Regions from separate parts of the Homo sapiens genome. Here all the other regions are linked to region 1. A link is a contact called in ENCODE Hi-C or POLR2A ChIA-PET data. All regions are on one chromosome and are shown on one strand. The core of a region is the stretch at or near the end of the contact, and the rest is flanking DNA. Distances in the headings are between cores, read along the strand shown. Region 1 holds the start of SKIC2 (SKI2 subunit of superkiller complex). Region 2 holds the start of RNF5 (ring finger protein 5). Region 3 holds the start of PPT2 (palmitoyl-protein thioesterase 2). Region 4 overlaps TNXB (tenascin XB).

The links. Hi-C counts contacts between places; a loop is a spot of excess contacts on that map. ChIA-PET counts read pairs that join two places held with the same protein, here RNA polymerase II (POLR2A). Pooled maps may share reads with other maps.
Region 2: a loop to region 1 is called in a map of PC-3, with 17 times the contacts of the local background. The contact joins the promoter of RNF5 here to the promoter of SKIC2 in region 1. A Hi-C loop is called at or near these places in 10 of 168 maps with a recorded cell type or tissue (B cell, CD4-positive, alpha-beta T cell, CD8-positive, alpha-beta T cell and 5 more), 1 of 37 single-sample maps with no recorded cell type and 18 of 50 pooled maps. POLR2A ChIA-PET finds 5 or more read pairs at or near these places in 4 of 52 experiments (HepG2, MCF 10A, activated CD8-positive, alpha-beta memory T cell and 1 more).
Region 3: a loop to region 1 is called in a map of IMR-90, with 14 times the contacts of the local background. The contact joins the promoter of PPT2 here to the promoter of SKIC2 in region 1. A Hi-C loop is called at or near these places in 3 of 168 maps with a recorded cell type or tissue (IMR-90, ascending aorta and prostate gland) and 13 of 50 pooled maps. POLR2A ChIA-PET finds 5 or more read pairs at or near these places in 4 of 52 experiments (MCF 10A, activated CD4-positive, alpha-beta T cell, activated CD8-positive, alpha-beta memory T cell and 1 more).
Region 4: a loop to region 1 is called in a pooled map, with 4 times the contacts of the local background. The contact joins the enhancer-like site here to the promoter of SKIC2 in region 1. A Hi-C loop is called at or near these places in 4 of 50 pooled maps. POLR2A ChIA-PET finds 5 or more read pairs at or near these places in 4 of 52 experiments (AG04449, T-cell, activated CD4-positive, alpha-beta T cell and 1 more).

The regions. Positions count from the first base shown.
Region 1 is chr6:31,957,260-31,960,813 of GRCh38, forward strand. It overlaps SKIC2 (SKI2 subunit of superkiller complex), which reads left to right and starts at 1,916. Exons shown (of 28, transcript NM_006929.5): 1 at 1,916-1,955; 2 at 2,038-2,141; 3 at 2,751-2,860; 4 at 2,961-3,078; 5 at 3,173-3,287; 6 at 3,407-3,481. The coding sequence starts at 1,934. It overlaps NELFE (negative elongation factor complex member E), which reads right to left and starts at 1,712. Exons shown (of 11, transcript NM_002904.6): 1 at 1,633-1,712; 2 at 1,113-1,195. The coding sequence starts at 1,187.
Region 2 is chr6:32,176,101-32,179,654 of GRCh38, forward strand. RNF5 (ring finger protein 5) reads left to right here and starts at 2,305. Exons shown (of 6, transcript NM_006913.4): 1 at 2,305-2,551; 2 at 3,441-3,459; 3 at 3,551-3,554. The coding sequence starts at 2,412. It also overlaps a transcript of AGPAT1 not described here. RefSeq lists an enhancer at 2,065-2,593.
Region 3 is chr6:32,152,168-32,155,721 of GRCh38, forward strand. PPT2 (palmitoyl-protein thioesterase 2) reads left to right here and starts at 1,974. Exons shown (of 9, transcript NM_005155.7): 1 at 1,974-2,237; 2 at 2,420-2,610; 3 at 2,863-3,016; 4 at 3,521-3,554. The coding sequence starts at 2,428. It overlaps PPT2-EGFL8 (PPT2-EGFL8 readthrough (NMD candidate)), which reads left to right and starts at 1,832. Exons shown (of 16, transcript NR_037861.1): 1 at 1,832-2,237; 2 at 2,420-2,610; 3 at 2,863-3,016; 4 at 3,521-3,554. LOC100507547 (a long non-coding RNA gene) reads right to left here and starts at 2,198. Exons shown (of 3, transcript NR_037172.1): 1 at 2,122-2,198; 2 at 1,570-1,669; 3 at 635-1,005. It also overlaps a transcript of PRRT1 not described here.
Region 4 is chr6:32,086,186-32,089,739 of GRCh38, forward strand. It overlaps TNXB (tenascin XB), which reads right to left. Exons shown (of 44, transcript NM_001365276.2): 5 at 3,038-3,194; 6 at 2,600-2,863. Among named protein-coding and RNA genes, the nearest start is that of TNXB, 21 kb to the right of the region's middle. Within about 2 kb of position 1,571, at least 20 of the 41 ENCODE cell types and tissues checked have a DNase peak (open chromatin) inside an H3K27ac peak, as active enhancers do.

The DNA.
Region 1 (3,554 bases), core at 666-3,165:
CTCAATCATGGACTAGAATCCTAGGATATAAGCTGCAAGTAAGTATAAGTTTATGTGCCTTTCCTGGAAGCTTCATCCATCTATTTCCTGCATATTGAATGAGGCCCAGCCATGACTTCGTAACAGGGATATCCAGGAGGCTAATGCATTGTTCCTACCCTCAAGAAGCTTACAGTCTGAGAAATAAAATACATTGAGTTAGCAATACAATTATAAGAGGTGCAGATTATTCATAGCTGAAAGCTAGTAAGATTTTCTGATGTTTAATGGCTATTAAACTAGGCCCTCTCCCGTATCTCTGCACAACACAGAGAGGAGAAGGGTATTTTAGAAAAAGAAAACAGGGTGGCAAAGATGCAGAGATAAGAAGGCTTTGGGAATGCATCTTTTGGAAGTAGTGAATAGTTCTACTTTACTAGACAAGGCTGCCAAACTAAGGTTTTGAGGCTTTTTTATAGACAATGTGAAGCCATTTATGGTTTTTGAGAAACAGAGGGAGCAGAATTTTGTGTTTTCAATGGATCATTTGAACAGGAGTGAAGAAGTCTGTTCAAAAAAAAAGACTGAGAAATTTGTTGAGAGACCATTACAATGGCCCACATGAATGTCAATAAAGCCCTGCTCGGGGGAATGCACAGTGAAGAATAAACAGGAAAAATTACTTCAAAAGAAGAAACAATAAGACTTGGCAAAGGTTTGACTATGCAAATAGTGGGGAAGTCAGAGTTTTGAGTCCAAACATGTGGCAGAATTGGTGTAGTCAATCTTATTTGGAAGATCAAGAATAGAAAGATGATAGCTTCAACACTGAGTATCTGAAGTTTTTCAGTATAACACTGGATAGAACTGGAAAAAACAAACTTGGGGATCATCAGCTCTTAAGCGGTACTAAAAGCCATGGGAAAGGAAGACAATCCATGGCAAATTGCATAGAAAAGACAGAAGGTCCACACCAAGGCTTGGGAAAGCCCACCTCTCGAAGCTACACTGTGAGGTGATATGTCTCTAGGTATGGGCCAGAAAAACTTCCCCATTCGCTCACACTCACCCCATATCTTCTCAGAGTGCAGAGTCTGTGAAAGGTTAGGCCATGTCCACACACAGTCCCTCACCTTTTTCTTGAGCTTGTTGAATTTCTTCTGCAGAGCCTCCTCTTCCTCGCTCAGTCCGGGGGGTATCACCAACATGGTGGCTCCTAGTTCAGGGGCAGGGCCCAAGACATCTTTCTCCACTGTTACCACCCGGGGTTCACACGCCGTCCACACTGTACCCAACCCCACCCCTTCAGGTCTGCCTACTCTTGTCTTTGGCTTTCCCTACCCCTTGCTTAAACCAGGCTGCTGTCCAAGCTCCCGCTGGTCGGGATCATCCAGCATTCCCTCCTGTCTCCAGGGATCACAGACACCAGCACCTTTAGGTACCATGTGGTTCAAGGAGGGACAAATATCCACTCCGTCGGAAAGACGATGGCACCCGACCCCCCTACCCTCGCTAGGGTAAGGACAACCGCGGGGTTTGAACGGCAGAGAAGGCGGTGGAGCCAGCGTAGCGCCCGCAGAGCAACGCAAAGAGGAAGAACAGAGAAACGGCTATGAGAAAAAGGGCCGAAGAGTGAGAAGCAGAGGGCCTTACCCGAGGGGGCGGCAACCGGGGGCCCCACGGTCTCCGGCCGCGCCCGCGCTGGCCGCTGATAGCGGGCTCACAACGATGACGTAGCGAGGAGCGGAAAACGCGGTAACCAAGGCGGCCCCAGGCGCGCACTTCCGCCCGGCCTTCCACCGGTCCAGGTCTGCCCCTCCGCAGCGATAGTTCACGCTCTCGGCGGGGCTGTACCGGAAGTTGCCTCTACTTCCGCCCGTTCCGGGGCGGGGCTTACTTCGCAGCGACTACTTGCCGCACTTCCGGGCTGCCAGGCAGCTGCTGTGGCTCCAGGATGATGGAGACAGAGCGACTTGGTGAGGGGGAGGGGAGGGAAATGGAACGGAGTAGCCGATATGGAATGAACTTTGACCCCTGACTTTTGACCTTTCCCCGTAGTGCTACCCCCTCCAGATCCCCTGGACCTACCCCTTCGGGCCGTGGAGCTCGGATGCACGGGGCACTGGGAGCTGCTGAACTTGCCTGGAGCTCCAGAGAGTAGCGTGAGTGACTTTTGACCCTAACCTTTGACCCGCATTGAGTCCAAACCTCCTTCACCCTCCTCACAGTAGGATCTAGCTTAACCTTGTTCATCTGTGCCTGTACTCCTGTCCATCCCAGCCTGAAGGGGTGCTGGACAGATTACAGCCCAGTGTACCTGCAGTACATGTGAGGACAGAGCAGAAAGGGCTGGGGATATTTTTGCTTTGAGAGCTGCTCTTTCAAATGTGGCATTTCTCCGTGGAGCTCCCTTCTGTATCCAAGCACCAGGGCACTTGGTGACTGAGATGATAGGCTTTGAGCCTCCAACCTTTCATCCTTAGGTCTGGGACCCCTTTTTCTAAAATCAGTGAGTCTCCAATTTCAGTGTGCTTCATGATTAGCCAGGGAGCTTTTTAAAAATGCACATTCCTAGGTCCAGCCTCCATGTTTCTGAAATCCAAAATCTGCCCCAGGTAATTCAGTAGCAGGTAGTTTTTGGCCAAGCCTGATTGTCCTAGTCTGTTTGACACATCTGCCATTTCTGATCTGAACACAAGTCCCATCATCTCTTTTGTCTGCATTTTATCCTCTTTCCTTACCTAATGCCTCTCATCTTGCCCTTGTTTCAGCTTCCCCATGGCCTCCCTCCTTGTGCCCCAGATCTGCAGCAAGAAGCAGAACAGTTGTTTCTGTCATCCCCAGCCTGGCTGCCTCTGCATGGTGTGGAGCACTCAGCCCGGTGAGGAGTCTGGAGGGGCTTAGACTAGGGTGATGGGTTCCTGAAGGAAGCTGGGACAGAGGAAGAAAGAAGACCCAAAAGTTACTATTTTTCTCTCCAGAAAATGGCAGAGGAAGACGGATCCCTGGTCTCTTTTGGCTGTCCTGGGAGCCCCAGTCCCATCCGACCTACAGGCCCAAAGACACCCAACCACAGGCCAGATACTGGGTTACAAAGAGGTAGGAGGTCAGGGGTCATGAGAAACAGTTGGGGAGAAGGGGAGGTGGTCAGAGACAAGCTCAGCCTCATTGGGGCTCTGATCTCTTGCCTTAGGTCTTGCTGGAGAACACAAATCTCTCGGCTACAACCTCCTTGTCTCTTCGCCGGCCTCCAGGGCCAGCCTCCCAGTCCTTATGGGGAAATCCAACTCAGTATCCCTTCTGGCCAGGTGACTCTTGTGGAGATGGGATGGTAGAAGAGGGTGTCTTTAATCTCCAGGGAAGGGTTCCCCACCTATCTCGTATTACCCTCATCCCATGAATCCCTGTCTGTCCTGTCTCTTCCCAGGGGGGATGGATGAACCCACCATAACAGATCTGAACACACGGGAGGAGGCTGAGGAGGAGATAGACTTTGAGAAAGGTAAGGTGGGGCTCTGAGTCTGAGCCTTGAGGAGGAAGAGCCCAGGCTATCACTGGGCTACTGCTAGCCCTCC
Region 2 (3,554 bases), core at 1,055-3,554, 220 kb after region 1:
TCCCCAACGCCTGCTGGTTTCCGGGGCCGGCCAGGAAGTGGAGGGCGGTGATGGGCAGCCTGTTTTGCCAATCGTCTCCCAGAAACTCTGGCATCTCCTCCCCACATCTACCAGTGTCCTCTTGCGAGCCCCGCCCCAGGGCTCTCCCTCGGTCTTTGCCCCCATCTCTGGCTCCAGCTGCATCTTTTTTTTCTCTAACTCCCTTTCAGCTCTGGATCCCCTGGTGCTGTATTCCTCCTTCCGCACATTCCTTCCTTTATTCTCCATCAGCTCTCTTTTAACTGCCACTTTTACTTGGTCTCTTTTTTTCTCAACTCCGGTTATCTGCTGCTTATTCCCCCCAACTATTCTTAAGGACCCCTTTTCCCGTACCCATTCAATTCTAAACATTTATCAAGCATCTACCTACCATATGACAAGCATTAAGTTCACCTCTCTTCTTTTTCTCTCCAGGACTCCATCTCACTCCATCTCACTCTCCAGTCCTCTGGTCTGGTTTCCTTTGCCCTTTGTCCCTCACTATCTCCCAGCAGTCCAGCTCCCCCCTCCACCTGCCTTCTCTGGCCTTTAAAGAGAAGAGATCTCTTTGGCCTTATCCCTGACCCTTTCCTTTTCCATGCTCTTTTACCTCTGTACCTTTTCTTTCCTACTTCCTTCGTATCAGTCTCCTTACTTGCCCAAGCTGAGACAACCCCTTCTCACAACATACAATATGGGTACATCTTTTCTTCCAATGGAAATTTGGCTTCAGGGGTGCTTTCTAGAAAAATAAAAAGTGAGGAAGAATGCCGATTCCTCTGGAATGCGCGTGCCTCCTTAATTTGGTAGCCATGTATCTAGTTTTCCACCCCCTCTTCTCTTCCTCCACTCCCATTATCCCTTTACTAGGATCATTCCATCACTTCACTCTCCTTCATTTCCACCTTTCCCTCTCAATATCTTCCTTCCTAAACCTCAAGCTTCCTGAATCCTCATCTGCCCCAGTCCTTCTTTACGCAACTGCTAACTTCTCATCTTTCCTTACTCTTGAGTCACATGGGATCTTTTATCAAGGTCCCCCCTCTAGCCACACCTTTACCCTGCATTAGTTTACATGCCCTCGGGAAGAGGATTGGTAGTGGGAGGACTGTTACCTAATTCTGCTCCTTTAGTCACAGTGAGGGTCAGTGATTGTAGGAAAAGCCCAAACTCCCCGGGGTCCAACCTGGGAAGAAGACCCTATTTCTGATGGGCAAATTATAAAGAGGAAAGGGCGGGTCTAGCCTCCGCGGGTCTCCTTAAAAGGGGCGGGCTTTGTCCCTTTTGCACCACTCACAAAGGGGTTGAGCCCAGAGCTTTCCTGCTCTGAAGGTTTAAAACGGAGTTGAAGTCAATCCTGTTCTACTCTGTGTACAACATTAAGAAAGGGGTGGGCCTTTAGTTCAGTTTTGCTCTGTAAATCACCTAATATGGGGAGGGCTGAGTCGTCCAGCCGAATGAGTTGGGTTAACACCAGCGCCGCAGATCGATGTTCCCACTATCCAAACGTCGGGCTAATCCCAGTTCTGCTCCCTTAACTAAAAGGGAGGGGCAGACCCAAGTTCTGCTCTCTACGTCACCAAAGGAGGTTGGAGCCATTTTGAACCCTGCGACCCTAGTGTTTTCCCTCTTTTCCTAGCTCTTCGCCGTCTTTCCCGATGTCGGCCAATCAGGGGAAAAGGAAAAGGCCCAATCAGCAGAAAGTCCACAGCTGAAGGACCCGGATGAAGCGAGCCTAGGACTTTGAAGTGCAAGCCTCGCCAATTGTAGAGCAGTCACCATGGCGACAAGATAGGGGTGAAGAGGTGGAAAAAGAGAAGGTTAAACCCTCACAGGATTGGCCCACCCCCGTCCCGCCGCGTGCTGCGCAGGCGCGTTTTACCTAACCACCATTTTCCGTCAAGTTTTAGCCAATGAGTTGATTTGGAGCCATACGCTCCAAAGTCCAATAGCAATCCGGACATTCTCTAAAAGAGGAAGCGAAGGAAAGAAAGGGGCTTATAGTGGGCGAGGTCTATAGGTAGTCCCGAGCAAATTGCTTATGGCTTTGGTTATGACTGACAACTACTCAGACGAATAAAGCCCTCCTTGGCCAGGCGACAGCGTGTAGCGAGTTATTACCAATCCCTTGGCATTGCACATTGACTTAGACCGTATCAGCCAATAGCCATTGTGCGAAGGCAGGACTGCACTAACCTTTTCCCGCCCCTACCCTTTGGGCCAATCCTTTCTTTTGAATTCTTTGTGACTGGCAGGCATTCAGACCAATAGTGATTAGGAAACCTTGAAGCCTGCCCAACGATCGTGGGCAGGAGGTGGTTTCTGGTTTGTTGGGGCGTGTGTATGTGTATTTGGGGGGACTGAAGGGTACGTGGGGCGAAACAAAACCGGCCATGGCAGCAGCGGAGGAGGAGGACGGGGGCCCCGAAGGGCCAAATCGCGAGCGGGGCGGGGCGGGCGCGACCTTCGAATGTAATATATGTTTGGAGACTGCTCGGGAAGCTGTGGTCAGTGTGTGTGGCCACCTGTACTGGTGAGAATCGAGGAGGGGGGCGGGAGGTGGTGGGTCTCGCTTATATACTGGAGAGGCTAGGAGCGAATAATCATACAGTCATACAGATAATCGGAGGGCACGTTCCCATAGGTGAAGCCCGACAGGAGACATAAGACTTTGCTGGTATGTGTGGGTGGGAGTATAACGGTCGAGATCTGTGGAAAGAAAGGTCTTAGGAACCAGGAGCTGAGGCACGTGATGTGCTGAGAAGAGAAGGTGGGGCGGGGAGTGGCAGGACAATGTGAGACCCGAGCCACCTTACCCCAGAGAAGTGAGGGGTCTTAGCTGTGCAGGTGGAAACAAGTGAGACACAAAGGTTAAGGGAGGCACGCATCAGTTGAGTCGGGGAGAACCAGGAAATATGGATCACATTCAGATGAGATCTGGGAGGGGGCTGGTATAAGGGCACTGTGGAGAGGCAGACTTGAAAGGTTAAAGGGTCATAAAGATAGGGACATTATTGAGCTTGAAAGTGAGTAATGGGGGAATGTGCTAGTAAAGGGGTTTGGTTTGGAGTGATGGGGTTGGGGTTGAAAAGAGGAGACCCAGAAAGAGGTGGCTGAAGGAAATTAGAAATTAACTTGAAAGGCAGAAAAGAGAGGGCACGAAAATTTGTATGTGTTTGTTGGGGAGAGGAGAAAGGAGAGGGTTGAGTGTGTTGAGGATGGACAGAGCTTTAGGTGTTGGAAGATCAGACAAGCAGGAAGGCTAACTAAGTTGGCTGGCATGGTAGAGGTTGCAGAAAATCTGAAAAGCAACAGCAGGTTGCTTGGGAAGAGGGGTTAGATGGGATTCTGCGAAGTCTAGGGTCTGTGTCTCTCTTTTCTGTAGCTAGTTTGACCTTTTTTTTTTTTTCTCCCCCATCCAGTTGGCCATGTCTTCATCAGGTGCGTACTCAGGAGATGAAGAGGGAAATGGGGAGGTCTGAGGAGCTGTAAGACCCTCTTGTATACTGGAAACCACCTTTTTTCTCCCCAGTGGC
Region 3 (3,554 bases), core at 724-3,223, 190 kb after region 1:
GGGTGGGACTAAGGAAAGGAAGGAAGGAGAACTCTCTGGAGTCTCCCCCACCAAGACTCAGTGATTGTATTGTGGGAGGAAGTGAACAGGTTCTCAGTGGAGTTAATAACCCAGGTGCCTCCAGAGGCAGGTCGTCTCCCCCTCTTAGCTCCCTGCAAGGTGCCAGGGTCTTCTCCCAAATCCTTGGCCCCAGTTTCCTCCTCTTTAGAAGAGATAAATACTTGTGTGTGAGAGAGAATTGTGCAGAGTTCAGAACTGCGATGGTCTGAAAAGTTCCCAGGGTTTGGTGAACCTACCAACCTAGCAGTAAAGAGGGAGGCCCAGGTCTGTAAATCAGGGGGAGCTGGGCCTTGGAGGGAAAAGGGAGAGAGAGTTTGGGCGGTGTGCATACATACCTTCTTCGTCCAGGACTAAGGAGCTGAAGCTCTTTTGGAGGGGGTAGGGGGTATGACTTAACTGCTCATTTCTGGCAGCTCTGTTGGTAATGTGTGCTTGTTCCCCCACTTTCCCTTTGCTTTTGAGGCTGCTTAGAGTCTCTGGGCTGGTCAATGTTCAGATCCATTCCCTAAACCCCCCTACTCCCACCCACCACCTCCCACCAAGACGCATCTCCAGCTCCTGAGTCGACCTGCAGTACAGCGTTATTAGTCTTTTTATTTGCTTATTGCATCTTGGGAGCGCGTGGGTGGGTGAAGGGAGCGAGGATAGGAAGTCTATGGAGATTTACACCAGTTTTTTTTTTTTTTTAAACAAAAACACAGCCAGATAATTATTATTCTTCCCTTACGTCCCCCCAGCCCCCACCTGGGGCAGTCGCTCTCCCGGCTGCGTCCCTTTTCGTCCATGTCCTAGCAGAGACTACAGAGCAGTACAGAGGCTCTCGCTGAAACCAGTCCCAGGCTCCACAGAGTCAGATCACGGCTTCACACCAGTCGTTCTGGTCACTTAGGCGTTCGCGTGAGCGCTCAACCCCTTACCGCCACCTCATCGTCACTCTACACCATTCTGAGCGCAAAAATGTTTTGATTGAGACAAATTTAGACCAAGCAATGACCTTGTAAACAGAGAGAGGGGCTCAGACATGCTGAGAAATCCTTATCTCTAGAGAAACGTCTTTAAATGCTAAGTAAAAGCCCTAGCAAGTAAAAGCCCTGAGGCACTAGGGTGTCGGTTAGGGGTCACAGGCGGAGAGGTGGGGCGCCTGGGGGTTTCGGTAGGGAGCCACCCACAGATAACTCAGACAGCCAGATTCTGGGGGTCGTTCAGGTTGAAAGACTGGTCGAAATTACGCGGGCATGAGTCAGCGCATCCCTACGCGCCCTCCGCCCCTTGAGGGTGGGTCGCTTATAGGGAGGGGAGTAGAGTAGGGCAGGAGAAACTGGGCCAGGCTGCACTTAGCTCAAGGGGCCTCGAGGACTCTCTGCGTCTCTGGAGACAAGGGCACTACACGCACTTCAGAATGAAGAGTTGTAAGTCGCTGACCTGGGGCGGACTGGAGGGTGGGGTGGGGTGGGTGTTGAGGGGCACGCCCGGGCTGGCATCAGCCCTCCAGGCCACCCTGCCACTCACCCAGCACACGGCAAAATGCAGAGGACTACCTTTCCCTGGTCCGCCCCCTGGCCGCCCCTTGGGGAATGCAAACTTCGTGTTCTGCTGCGGAGCCAGACGCCTGTATTGGGAAGTGGGGAGAATCAAGGCGGGGAAATCGGACTTTTGGGTCGCTGGGGGCAACGAAGCCTGGAGAGGCCTTCTTTCCATTCCCAGAATATGTTTGCTGCTTTTTCCTCTCCCCACTGGCCTAAATGGATCGCTCCGCCTGTTTCCTCCCCAGCACCTAGGGCGCAATGGAATATTCCATTGCCCCTCCTGTCCTGGGTCTGTGTTGCGGGGAACGCTCGCGCGGTTGCCAGAGAAAGCCCCGGACGTGACGGATTTGCGCGACCCCAAGCAGCCCGCCCTTCCCCCTCCCATCCGTCATTCCCCTGCGCTCTCTTTCCTCACCCTTCCCCCCGCCACCGTGGGTTCCAGACTTGGGATAAGTAAACAGCGGGTGGAGCGAGGCCTACGGACCCAGGCCAGGTGGGAGTCTGCACTCTTCAAGGGGCCTGGGCTGCTGCTCACGGGTATTAAAGAACTCCGCGTTGTTCATGGCTGAGGCGATGCATTAGGAAGATCCTGGACCTAGAGAACAAGTCCCCCGAACGCTGAGTTGGAGGCGGGACTTCGGGTGCGCGTTGGTGCGTCAACGTGGTGGGGGGGTGTGTTTGTAGGGAGAGGGCTGGAGTAAGTTAAAAGTAGGCTATTTTGTGACACGGACCTGGTGTGGGAGCGAGAGGAGGTGGCTTGATTGCCGGGCGTCTGTTCCGAGGGAGGAGGGTGTTGCCATCTCCCTCACATGCCCTTATCACCCCTTTCTCAGGCGGGAGCATGCTGGGGCTCTGCGGGCAGCGGCTCCCCGCGGCGTGGGTCCTGCTTCTGTTGCCTTTCCTGCCGCTGCTGCTGCTTGCAGCCCCCGCGCCCCACCGCGCGTCCTACAAGCCGGTCATCGTGGTGCATGGGCTCTTCGACAGCTCGTACAGCTTCCGCCACCTGCTGGAATACATCAATGAGGTCTGGCAGGGGACACCTGGGTGCAGGGCGTTAGAGGCGTCTACTGTGGCAGGGGAGGGAGAGCGGGGAACTGAAAGCCACCCCTCTGGGCCTGCCCAGTTCCTCAGGGAGCTGGTGCTGGCGTGGGGGAGAGTTGGGGGACGGGATCCCTGGTTCTAGCAGGGTACAATAGACCTGTGGACGCGGGCCAGGGGGTGGCGTGTGGGAGCTTCTTAGCCTATCCCCGGTGGCTGCATTGCCCCCTTCCCACAGACACACCCCGGGACTGTGGTGACAGTGCTCGATCTCTTCGATGGGAGAGAGAGCTTGCGACCCCTGTGGGAACAGGTGCAAGGGTTCCGAGAGGCTGTGGTCCCCATCATGGCAAAGGCCCCTCAAGGGGTGCATCTCATCTGCTACTCGCAGGGTAGGCGACTCCCCTGCCCCTAACTCCTAAGCCCTATCTGAGGCTTGATCCTTATCTGAGGGACACTTCCTAGCGTCCCTTTTTCTGAACCACATTGCTCCAGGCACAACCCTGGTACCTGAGCCCTTCCTTTCTGACTTCCCTCAGCACCTGGGTCTCATCTCTGTCTTGAATGGGAGGGAGGCTCCCTACACTGCTGCCCTTTTGCTTCCTGTTACCCATGGTTCTTGGACATAAGGGCTAATGGGGCAGGTAAAAACATCCTAGAACTAGAGGCAGGAGGCCCAGCATCTAATTCGGGCTCAGTCACTTATATGATGTGTGACCTTTTGGCACAGGGTGTGCCTGCCTTCTGTAAGCCTCAGTCTCCTTTGTGTACAGTGTGTGTCTGTGTGTGTCTCTGTGTGTGTGTGTGTGTGTGTGTGTGTGTGTGTGGTGGGGGTGGGGGGTGCTGCTGGCTTTGCTGTCCTTAAGTGCCTGCCCAATGTGGTGTTCTGCTTACAGGGGGCCTTGTGTGCCGGGCTCTGCTTTCTGTCAT
Region 4 (3,554 bases), core at 321-2,820, 130 kb after region 1:
CCAGGTTCTGCCCTCCAGCCTCTAAGAGCCTTGTTCTACTTCTACTTCTGGTTCCCTCACCTGGGCCACTCCCTCCTCCCAAAGGTCAGCCAATCCTCCAAACACCCCCATCTACCACATTCCTGAGCAGACGGGCCTGTGCTTCAGGCAGGTAATAGGTAAAATAAAGCCTGCTATCCTTCACCCCACAAGGCTTCCATGACCTCCAGCCCCCGGAGACTTCCATGTCCCTCCCCACATACATCCCCCCCACTGGGTGGTGGTCAGGTGGCTTCCATTAGTGCTGCAGTGAGAAGCCTGGAAGAAAGACAGTGGTGTTAGAGAGGGAGGATGCAAGAGGAGAGTGGGCAGTGGGAAGAGAGAGAGGGTGTGGGGGTGGACATCCAGGTCAGGTGGCATCTGGGCCCTATGGGGGAAGAAGAGGTCCACCACCCTCCCCACAGCAGCCACAGGGTGCCCTTTCCCCAAGCCCAGACATCGTTCCTGTGGGAGAGACCAGCATAAAGTGAGCCAGGGGGTCTGAAAAGCCAGCTTAAGAAGCAGTGGTTTCACCTCCCCAATATACAGTTGCTGCCTGATGGCACCCAGGCCACCCCCACGCAGTTCTGATGTGTCCCTTCAAGGTCAAGGCCAAATTGTGGAAAACAGTAACCACTAACCACAGTCTTCAGCCACTCTCACCACAGTGAGTCAGAACGGGAATCACTGTTTTCAATTCCCAGCCCACTCAAACTGCTCCAGTGAATCTTTGCAGGTGCCCCAACCACATCACCCTCTATTGCCTAAAATAACAATCCTGGAAGTGTCCCGGGAAACCCCAAAGAAGGCGCTGCCTTGACCTTAGGCATCCACAGGATGGATGCCAGGACCCTGGGGTGGGGACGTCTTCTAGGGACAATGGACTCGTGCTTTGTCCTGGGGGCCCCCTGGAGCCCCGGCCAGGTAGGGCCTGAAGGTAGAAGGGGGCAGTGGGGGGTGGCAGTGGGAGGAATTCATGAATGCAGGCTCCAACGGCAGGTGAGGCTGGACAAGGGATAGGTGTCCCGTGGCCCCAGCCCACACTACCTGTGGTGGTGATGAAGGCGTAGGACTTGGAGGTCTGCCCCGCCCGCACCCCGTGGACCTCCACGTGGTAGGTGGTGCCGGGCCTGAGGTCGGGCAGGCTGACGGTGCGCGTGGTGCCCGGCACAGTCAGCTCACCGCCGGGGCCCTCTGCAGGCGGCTGAGGCCGCCAGCGCAGCACCACGCGCTCGAACTGGCCGCGGAGCCCGTCGAGAGACACGAGAAGCGCGCCATCGGCGGAACTGCCCAGCACCTCTGGCTTGGGGTGGCGGGACGCAGCCACCCGGTCGACGCCTTCAGGCGAGAGGCCGTAGATTCCCTGGTTGGAGTCCCGTTTCCTGGTGCCGGGATCAGGGCTGGCGGTGGGGCGGGGGTGGCGGGGCGGGGGTGCGGGGGAGCCGGCTGGGGCGGCGGCCAACAGACGCCGCTGCAAGTATTCATGGATGTGGCGCGCCACCGACGTGTAAGTCTGGTTGGCCCGCAGTGGGTAGCCGTGAGCCCGCAGGTGGCGCTCCAGGTCCTGCACCGTGCCGCGGAAACGGCTCAGCTCGGCCGTCAGGTTGCCCCAAGGCCGCCGTGGGGGCTGGGACAGGCTTGGCCTGGGCGGGGACTCCTCCTCCCTTTCCTCTGCTGGCCTCGAGGGCCAAGGGGGCCGTGGGGGCCGCGGGGCTGGGGCTGGCCGGGGCCGGGACTTGGGGGGCGGGGCTGGGGGGCGCACCTCCGGGTAACTGTAGTGGCCTGGTGCTGCCAGGGGCAAAAAAGGGGAGAACAGGTCAGTGGCAGCTCCCTCCCGGCACTCCTTCCCGCGGCAGCCCCTCCCTCGATCCCTCCCACCAGAGCCAGAGGCCTCTTCCCTGTGCCCCAGCCCCACCTGGAAAGAGAACGGAGGGAAATCGGTCAGTGTCCCGCAGCCCCCCCATTCCCCTCCAAGCCCACCACTGTTGGTGCCCTAGAAAGAAGAGAGAAGCCCGTGGGTGGGGCCCTGTAGCTGAAGGAGAGAAAGGGGAGTCGGGGAAGAGAACATGAGCTACAGCGAGGTGGGTGTCCCCCTGTCACAGGAAAAGAAAAATATCCAGGTATCTGTTAAGAAACCTCGAGGTTTAGTGGAAAATCACTGCTGTGAGACCCACCTCCCAGCAATCCCAATCCAAAAGTCAACAGGACTGATGATCTCTAATCTGCCTAATTCCAGTCCCACAAGATCTATCAGCACAAGGCCTGTCCCGGTACCTAAATTTAAAAAAGAACCTCCCTTAACTGACTGGATCAGGCAGCATCTCCTATTCACTTCTCTCCCTGGGGCCATTCCTTTCATAGGCTAACCTGTAATAACCTTCCTACAGGACTCCAGGCATCTGAGGGCTCTGTCTCCCCAGTGGCCTCAGGACAGAGCAAGGCCCCCAGCAGGTGCCTCGAGACTGCCACACACCTGCCAGAAGCATTCAGAGGAGTCTGTGAGCCCTGAGCCTGGGCTCCTGAGGAGGAGGATCCAAGGCTGGGAAACCAGGGCCCTTCCCTAACCTCTGGCCAGCCATACCTGTGTTGGCCCTGACAGAAGCTGGGTAGCTGACTGCCCGGCCCCGCTCCGCTGTGACAGTCACCACATATTCTACGCCTGGCATCAGGTCAGTCAGCAGCGTCCCGTCTGCTTCAGGGGGCACTTCCAGCCTCACCCTCTGGTTGCCGGCACTGACGTAGGACACCACAAATCGGTCCACCTCAGCCTGGGGACGCAGCCAGCCAAGCTCCAGTGTTGTCGGTGTCACAGCCACCACTCGGAGGTCCTGGGGCCCATCGATCACTAGCCAGGTTAAAGAGGAGGACTCAGGTGGGTGTCTGGTTCTTCAATCATCATCTTTCCTTCCAAGAGCCTAGCCCCCATCCAGCCCCTTCCTTCTGCCCTCCCGGAGGGCAGATTCCCTCTCTAGTCCAGATCTCCACTCAGGACACCCCTCCCCACAGCCCCAGCTCTCACTGGTGGTGATGGTCTTGGAGGCAGGAAGGCCCCAGCTGGTCCCTCGAAGGGCTCGGACAGTGACCTGGTACTCCTGTCCAGGGGCCAGTCCTCTCTGGTCATAGGCTGAGGCAGAGCTTGGAACCCGTGCTGTGAATGGGGGGCTCGCCCCCTCTGTCTGTGAGAGAGAGCACCAGGTGGCTCAGGGGCTGGCACTCTTGCCTCTGCTGCTCAATCCCCCTTATCTCTTCTTTCTCCAATTCTAAACAGTGTCAGCATGGTACTGTGTGGAACTTGACCCTGTACAAGCTGGGGAGCAAACATGCTGAGAGCGCTAACTCCTTGTGAGCCACTGTTCTAGGCGAGGTACACACATGAACTCACTTAATTCTCACAACAACCCTACGAAACAGGTCCTATTAGTCCCATTTTACAGATAAGGAAACTGAGACACAGAAGGACAAGTATCTTGCCAACGTCACCAACACCAAGAAAATGGCAAGAATTTAGGCCCTAGCAGTGTGATCCCAGAGTCCCC